2 separate regions of the Homo sapiens genome follow, and region 2 is linked to region 1. Evidence: chromatin contacts called from ENCODE Hi-C or POLR2A ChIA-PET data. All regions are on one chromosome and are shown on one strand. The core of a region is the stretch at or near the end of the contact, and the rest is flanking DNA. Distances in the headings are between cores, read along the strand shown.

Region 1 (4,099 bases), core at 895-3,394:
ATACAAAGGGCTGACAGTAAATACATATATATGTATATGTGCATATGTACATACATGTGTATATGCAAACGCCATAATCATTATATTATCATATATAATATTCAAAAGGGAGAAACAAATTGCCTAGAAAAAGAAATTAAGGGAATATTGGTACAGTTATAGTACAAACCTCTATGTAGCCATTTAAATGAATGCAATGGTCCTATAAGAATTGACAAGGGGCCGGGTGCAGTGGCTCATGCTTATAATCTCAGCATTTTGGGAGGCCAAGGCAGGAGGATCATTTGAGCTCAGGAGTTTGAGACCAGCCCGCACAACATAGAAAGACCCCGTGTCTTTACAAAAAATTTAAAAATTAGTCAGGCGAGGTGGCATGCACTTGAGTCCCAGCTACTCAGGGGGCTGGGGTAGGGGATCCATTGAGCCCAGGAGGTCGAGGCTGTGATGAACCATGATTGTACCACTGCACTTCAGCCTGCGCAACAGAGGGAGACTATCTCTTAATTTTAACTTTAAAAATTAAAAAAAATGGGGCAGGTGTAGTGGCTCATGTCTGTAATCCCAGTGCTTTGGGAGGCCAAGATGGAATGATCACCAGCCTGGGCAATATAATAAGACCTCGTCTCTACAAAAACAAACAAACAAAATTAATTAGCCAGGCACAGCGGCTAATGCCTGTTGTCACAGCTACTTCAGATGCTGAGGTGGGAGGATGGCTTGAGCCTGGGAGGTCAAGGTTGCAGTGAACTGCAATCATGGCACTGCACTCTAGCCTGGGTGACAGAGCAAAAGACCCTGTCTTCAGCCATAAAAAGGAATCATTACTGACATATGCAACTTGGATGAACCCCAAAAACATTTAAATAAAAGCAGCCAGACACAAAAAAATCACATATTGTATGATTTCTTTTATATGCAATATCCAGAATAGTTAACCCATAGAGCCAACTGATGGTTGCCAGGAGATGAAAGGAGGGGAGAATGAAAAGTGATTATTTATTGGGTACAGGTTGTTCTTCTGAGGGAATGAAAAGATTCTTCAACTAGAGAGCTGCCGTGGGTGCATAACATTGTGAATGCGCTAAATGCCACAAAATTATACACTTTAAAAGATTAATTATATGTTATCCGAATTTCACCTCAATTAAAAAAAAAGGCATTATGCAAAGTAAAAAGTAAGCCAGGCTCAAAAAAGACCACATATTGAATGATTCCATTTATGTAAAATTCCCAGAGAAGTTAAAACCAGAAAAACACAAAGTAGATGAGCGGTAGGCTGGGGCTGCAGGGGGAATGGGGAGTGACTGCAAATAGACACAAAAGAGGGAACTTTTGGGGGTGAAAAATGTTCTCAAAGTGTGGTGATAGCTGTACAAGTCTGTAAGTTTACTAAAAATAAATTGTACACTTAAAATGGGTGAATTTCATGATATATAAATTATATCTCAATAAAGCTCTGAAAAAAAAAACTATTGAAAGTCCTTCAACATGAGTCATGTAAATTTTAAGTACAACGAAAATAGGAAGGAAAAGAAACAAAGAGATGCAGAAATAAGCAGGAAAAAACTAGGACATTTTTCATTCATTTAGTAAATATTTACTATATGCTAGACATTGAGATTAGGGAGGGAGCAAAACAAACCATCTGTCCTCATGGAACTTATAATCTAATTGTGACTAACAATAAAAAAGCACATCCTATAACACAATGCAGCAATGACGCAGTAGGTTCTGAGGTGTAGTAACAGGAAGAAAATAATTTACCACATCCTTTATTCATTTGGTGTTACAGGCAACTTTGAGCAGAAAAAGCTTTTTTTTTTTTTTTTCGAGACTCTCACTCTGTCGCCCAGGCTGGAGTGCAGTGGCACAATCTTGGCTCACTGCAAGCTCCGCCTCCCAGGTTCACGCCATTCTCCTGCGTCAGCCTCCTGAGTAGCTGGGACTACAGGCGCCTGCCACCACGCCTGGCTAATTTTTTGTGTTTTTAGTAGAGACGGGGTTTCACCGTGTTAGCCAGGATGGTCTCAATCTCCTGACCTTGTGATCCGCCCGCTTTGGCCTCCCAAAGTGCTGGGATTACAAGGCGTGAGCCACTGCGCCTGGCCAGAAAAAACTTTTACTACTTTATTTGATACCTTATGTTCTAATTAAACTTGAAAAAATTTAGTTCTGAAATACACGTGGATTTTTTAAACTCTGAGAACTTTGTAAACACAACTGTGTTCTACAGACAGCAAAAGCTTCTCTAAACTTGTGTTAGTCACATGGTCAAATTAGACATAATGCTCCGTACATATTGAAGCACAAAGAACTAAAGATAAGAGGCAAATAATTCTGACTGGAAAAGAATAGGAGGTACCTCTTCTAGTTTCTGGATACAGAAGACAAAAGTCCATTTGCATAGAAATTTGGGCAAGAGAGCCTTAATTCTTCCTTGGGTATAATGAAGTTGTCCGCCGGGCATAGGGGCTCACACCTGTAATCCCAGCAAGAGGACTGCTGAGACCAAGGGTTCGAGACCAACCTGGGCAAGGTGGCAAGACCCTATCTCTACCAAAAAAAAAAAAAAAAAAAAAATTAGCTGGCAGGATGGTATGCACGTGTAGTCCTAGATATTTGGGAGGCTGAGGCAGGAGGATTGCTGGAATCCAGGAGTTCGAGGTTTCAGTGAGCTATCATCAAGCCACTGCATTACAGCCTGGGCTACAGAGTAAGATCCTGTCTCTTTAAAAAAAAGGCTGGACATGGTGGCTCACGCCTGTAATCCCAGCATTTTGGGAGGCCGAGGCGGCGGATCACGAGGTCAGGAGATTGAGATCATCCTGGCTAACACAGTGAAACCCTGTCTCTACTAAAAATACAAAAAATTAGCCAGGCGTGGTGGCACGCACCTGTAGTCTTAGCTACTTGGGATGCTGAGGCAGAAGAATCACTTGAACCCGGGAGGCGGAGGTTGCAGTGAGCCGAGATTGTGCCACTGCACTCCAGCCTGGGCAACAGAGCGAGACTCCATCTCAAAAAAACAAAACAAAACAAAACAAAACAAAACAAAAACGCTAAAAGCTGTCTACTGTCTCCAGAAAATTTTATATAATTTAGGTAGCTGCTATGAGCCATGTTAAAGATCCTAAGTAAAGCCAGATAAGATAAAGGAGGAAAGTGGGGCCAGGATGTGTTGGCTCACACCTGTAATTCCAGTACTTTAGGAGGCCAAGGCGGGTGGATCACCTGAGGTCAGGAGTTCAAGACCAACCTGGCCAACATGGCGAAACCCCACCTCTACTAAAAATACAAAAATTAGGGCCAGGCGCAGTGTAATCCCAGCACTTTAAGAGGCCGAGGTGGGTGGGTCACGAGGTCAAGAGATGGAGACCATACTGGCCAACATGGTGAAACCCTGTCCCTACTAAAAATACAAATATTAGCTAGGCGTGGTGTCTCGCGCCTGTGGTCCCAGCTACTCAGGAGGCTGAGGCAGGAAAATCACTTGAACCCAGGAGGCACAGGTTGCAGTGAGCTGAGATAGTGCCACTGCACTCCAGTCTGGCGACAGAGCGAGAATCCGTCTCAAAAAGATTAAAAAAAAAAAAATTAGCCTGGCGTGGTGGCTTGCACATGTAATCCCACCTACTCAGGAGGCTGAGGCAAGAGAATTGCTTGAACCACGGAGGTGGAGGTTTCAGTGAGCCAAGATTTTGCCACTGCACTCCAGCCTGGGCAACAAGAGTGAGACTCCATCTCAAAACAAAAAATAAATAATCAAGGAGGAAAGTTATTAACGTTAACAGAGAAGGGTCACTGAGTGGGATATTCAACTGACTTTAACAATCCTTTCTATCCACACAGAAAGTTAACAGGTTTTCAACATTTTAAGAAAAATATTTTTTGAATCTTGATCTAAGTTTGGCCATTTTGCTGATTTTAAACATTCTGTAATGCCTTGTTCCATTTGTATTTCCAGAAAGTTCCATGAGTCTGACATGCACCAGAGTAGAAAATCATTGCTACAAATTGAAAACATATCATAGAATCAGAGGAGTTCAGAGTTTATTCAGCCTTGAAATTGGGGAAGCCCTCCAGCAACTTACAGCACAGC
Region 2 (4,468 bases), core at 1,717-4,216, 130 kb before region 1:
TGGCTGTGTTGTGTACAGCCTCGATGGCCCGGTCAATGGCCTGGAGGACATCCTGCTCCAGGCCCTGGGGGGGGCAGGGGACAGCAGTTAGACCTGAAGGCCAAACGGAGGTGCTCAGCCCAGGCCCAGCCCGAGATAGAACCCAGGGCAGAGAACCAATATAGCGAAAGCCTGGAATGCTAGACATAGCACAAAAAGTTGAACCAGAATATGGAATGGGGTTCTCAAACTGTATCACTCAGGGAGCTGAGGCACAGGGTGACCCCCATGCTGCCACATTACATATTAGGTCCTGATCAGGATTTTACCCCACAGCAAGGCTCTTGGCTAAGATGTTTCTGAAAATCAGAGGTCTAAAGCAAAAACATAGCCCAGGGGCTCCCAGCTTGCAGCCAGGAGCGCATACCTCGTCTATCCCTGGTCTTGGCTCAGAGCCCAGGTTGAGATGCCAAACAGGAAGTCTCCAGTATCTGGAATCCTTAATACATCACTCTGCATCTTGCTGATCTTTCACAAAACCAAGGTCATACCCCAGAACAGCCCTGTCCTTGTAAGGGCCCTCTGTAAGCCCTGGGAGCTGAGAATGGGTCAAAGGGACTTGCCCTCCCCAACCCTGCTGCTGGCCCTCATCCCCACAAGATGTCTCAGTAAGCTTCCAAACCCACCCTGGGAAGCAGTTCTGTGTTTGTGGCAAAGGATAAACATGAGAGAGGGGCCTAGCCCCTGTTCCAGGCTCTGTACTGCCATCCCCAACATTCCAGGGATCCAGTCTACTCTGCCTATCTGACATGGGGAGTGTAGGGTAGCAGCTATCAAACCAGCTACCCCCAGCCCTCCCCTGGCCCTGGCACACGTAGTCCATCAGGCTACATAGGAGTCCCGGAGCTGAGATGAACTCATTCCACCATGGGTTTGAGAAGCTTCCCTGATGGGCACAGACAGGTGGGCACAGAGGTCAGCAAAGCCCTCCAGGTGGTATGAGGTGTGCCAGAGTGCAGGGAGAGGAGACAGGGGGATAGAAAGACATGAAGACACACACACACACACACACACACACACACACACACACACAGAGAGAGAGAGAAAGAAAGGAATGGGGAAAGAGAGGAGCTCAGAGAGGAACGGAGAGGCAGACAGAGGGAAACAACGCAGAAAGAAACAGAGCCAAAGCCAGAGTGTGGGGGGAGCCGGAGGAAGAAACAAAAACACACACATGTGGAGTCGGAACGACACAGGCAGAGAGGCACAGAGTCGCAGCAATCCAGACAGAAAGAGACACGCAGAAAGAAACAGACAGTGACAGAGAAGATGGTAGCCTCTCTGCCCTCCCCAAACACCTTGCCCCACTGGTCCTGGCTGGCGGCAGGGGACTCACAGGCCCTTGACCTATGCCCAGTAGGGGAAGAGACAGGACTTTTCCTCAGAGGCCTTCAATGAGACCCCATTCCCAAAAAGGTTGGGTCTGACACACAGCAGCCATGGTGTCCACGGCCCCCACTCCCACCCCTGGCACTCCTAGATGGGATCACGCCAAGGGTCTATGAGGAAGCCCCTAGGCCCCCAGGGCCCATCCTTCCTGGTAAGACCAGATGACACTTCCAAATTTATCCCGTTATTTCTGTCCTGAACTGGGCTGGGACAGGATGTTTCCTAAAGGATAAGGACTAGGACGGGGCGGGGGTGTCTGGCACAGGCCCGGCAGCTCTGGGCCCTTCTTCCCCCTGTGGTCAGAATAGACCAGCTGGAGATACGCACCCCAACCCCCGCAGCAGGGCTACTCTTAGGGAAACAGGAACTGGGACTGCAGCTTCCACTGGAAGGAAATGGGGCCACGATCAGACCAGGAGAAGCTATAAGAACTCACTTCATCACAATGTGAGCAGTCCCCACTCCAGGCTGGGAACAAGTAGGGATGGAACCCATTTTCAAAGCAAGAAAGTTTGAGAAGTCAGGGTTGGGGAGTGGAGCAGACAGTGTCAGCAGGGGCATGGGTCCTTGGTTCAAATAAGGTTGGTAGAGACTTAAGAAGAGCTTAGAGGGTGGCTGAACACAGGCTAGTGAAAGACACTGAAGTACCAAAGCTTGGGTGTTACATAGGGGATGGAGGTGTCTATGGCTCTAGGGTCCAAGTTGGGGGGTTGAGGACCTGGAGAATGGCTAGGGAAACAGGTGGTGTCCAAGGTGGTCCAGGTCTCAGTGGTGGCTCCAACGGGGGGCAAGGCGCGGGGTTGGGGGAAGAAGGAAGGGAGGGAGGGAGGGAGGGAGGGAGGGAGGGAGGGAGGTTGGTTGTGGGGTCCTAGGAATCCAGAGAAGGGGCATATTAAGGATCTGGGGTCTCAGGGATTTGAATAATTGGCCAGGATTCGGTGGGGCTCAGGGTCGCCATTCAGATGGCGGACTCGATACTGAAGGGTCTGGGGTCCTGAGGAGTCTCAGTCCCAGAGTTAGGCTTTTGGTCGATCGGGAGTTGGTCTGTCAAGGGCCTGGTCTTTTGTGGGTGATGCTGACACTTGGGGTCTCAGTCCCCGTGGGTCCGGGGGTCTCAGGGTCAGGTTCTCAAACTCCCTGTCTGATAGAGGTCCTGGCCTCGGGTCCCGGAGAGGGTGGGGTCCCTGGGTCGGTTCCGCGGGGCTGTGAAGGGGTCCTGCCCCAGGGGCGCGGAGGCCGGGCGGGAAGGGGCGCACTCACCTGCAGGCGGCGCAGGTAGGCTGGCGGCACGTAGCCCGTCTCACCACTGCGCGCCCGCGCGGCCAGCCACCAGTGCGCGCTGCTTCGCTCTAGCACCAGGAAGGTCTCGCCCGCGGCGAACGCCAGCGCGTTGGGCTCCGCCGAGCGGAACGCGTACAGCGCGCGGTACATGAGGCCGGGCAGGGCAGGTGCAGGGAAGGTGGCAAGGGCTGCGGCGCCACAACGCCAGGCCGGGAGCGCCGAGCCGCGCCGCGGTTGTCCCGCCCCGTGACACACTACGCAGGCGCGCGCGCGCCCGCCCGCCGAAGCCCCGCCCCGGGCTGTATCGTTCCACGCATCGGAGAGCAGCGCCCCCGCGCGGCCCCAAGAGGTGCGGCGGGGCTGGGGTCGACAGCTCGCTGTCTCCTCTGGTCCCTCCCGGCTCCAGGCCCCTCATCCCCGGACACCGCACCCTCACTCCTCACCCCGGCCTCAGTTTCACCCGTCCAGCCCTCTGCTCCCTTTCCCCGCTTAAGTCCGAGCGCTGCGTCCCGTCCTACCTCCCGGTGAAAGCGCGCTCCGCTCGTAGCGGGTGCGCCCCTACCGCCCTGGGGCAGTGGGTCCCATCTACTAATTGCAAGGACGGCGACCTCGAAAGGATGATCTTGCTGATCCGACACTTGGAAGCCCCCGCGGGGCCCGGCTCTCGGTGTGTCTAGGCCTCACCACCTGTCTTCACCGAGTGCCGGTGGTGGCCAGTGGGGAGCAAGTGTGGGGAGAAGGGGGCCACAAAAGCAGAAACCAGGCGGGGCTATTCCCTGTCTAAAGCCCTCCCATCTTTGCTCCCCACCCCTACTCCTCCTCTCTCTTCAGCTATGGCTGGTTTTCTCTATATTGGGCCTTTGCATATTCTGTTCCCTCTACCTGGGACAATTTTCCCTTCCCTCTCCTATAGTATTTGTCCGTCAAGCTCCCACCCCCATCAATCGCTATCATCTTGCTGTGTTTTATTGTCTTTATAGGACTTAAGATTTGCGATGCCCCTTTCTGAGAGCATAGAGGAGGGCTGAAAGAGGGAGTGGGGTACCACGGTGGCCTTAAGAGCCTATTTGATCCACCCAGCTTTCCAGTCAGCCCAGATCTCCAGATATATGAAATCCGTGTAATAAGAGTGCCTGGAAGACCCAGGGAAGAGGCCCTCAGGGTCCTGGAGAGACTGTGGCTGAGAATGGTCCAGCTACGCTCCACAGGAAGCCCGAGCCCAGGAAGCAGGAGGCGTGTACAGGCCAGTGTGTGCAAGTTTTCTATTTTTATCTGTATTTATTTTTTGAGACAGGGTCTTGCTCTGTCGTCCAGGCTGGAGTGCAGTGGGATGATCAAGCTCATTGCAGCCTTGATCTTCCAGGCTCAAGCCTACTGTCTCTGGGACTACAGGCATGCACCACCACACTCAGCTTTTTTTTTTTTTTTTTTTTTTTTTTTTTTTAGTAGAGACAAGGTCTTGCTATGTTGCTCTGGCTAGTCTCAAATTCCCGGACTCAAGCAGTCCTCCCAGTGTTGGGATTATGGGTGTCTGTCTGACCCAGTTGCCTATTTTTAGGCCTAAAGTACATAGGCCTAGTGTGAGGTTCAGGTGAGGGGTAGAACTGCTAGAAACTGACATCCAGACCCTGCCTTCTCTGCACCAGGTCTGGCTCTTCAGTTCAAGACCTCTCTTGGCCCTTCCTCCTCCCAGAAGCCCTCCTGGGGCAGGGCAGAATCTCGGGGTCTGTGCTGTCTGGGACTGCCTGAAGAATAAGAC

The links. A loop is a pair of places that touch in the nucleus more often than their neighbours do. ChIA-PET counts read pairs that join two places held with the same protein, here RNA polymerase II (POLR2A). Pooled maps may share reads with other maps.
Region 2: a loop to region 1 is called in a pooled map, with 5 times the contacts of the local background. The contact joins the promoter of NCKIPSD here to the enhancer-like site in region 1. A Hi-C loop is called at or near these places in 6 of 50 pooled maps. POLR2A ChIA-PET finds 5 or more read pairs at or near these places in 3 of 52 experiments (H1, WTC11 and naive thymus-derived CD4-positive, alpha-beta T cell).

The regions. Positions count from the first base shown.
Region 1 is chr3:48,810,675-48,814,773 of GRCh38, forward strand. All of the region lies in intron 1 of PRKAR2A (protein kinase cAMP-dependent type II regulatory subunit alpha), which reads right to left. Among named protein-coding and RNA genes, the nearest start is that of PRKAR2A, 35 kb to the right of the region's middle. Within about 2 kb of position 2,145, at least 6 of the 41 ENCODE cell types and tissues checked have a DNase peak (open chromatin) inside an H3K27ac peak, as active enhancers do.
Region 2 is chr3:48,682,949-48,687,416 of GRCh38, forward strand. It overlaps NCKIPSD (NCK interacting protein with SH3 domain), which reads right to left and starts at 2,967. Exons shown (of 13, transcript NM_016453.4): 1 at 2,689-2,967; 2 at 1-64. The coding sequence starts at 2,859. RefSeq lists silencers at 2,475-3,194, 2,588-2,882 and enhancers at 3,079-3,810, 3,405-3,474.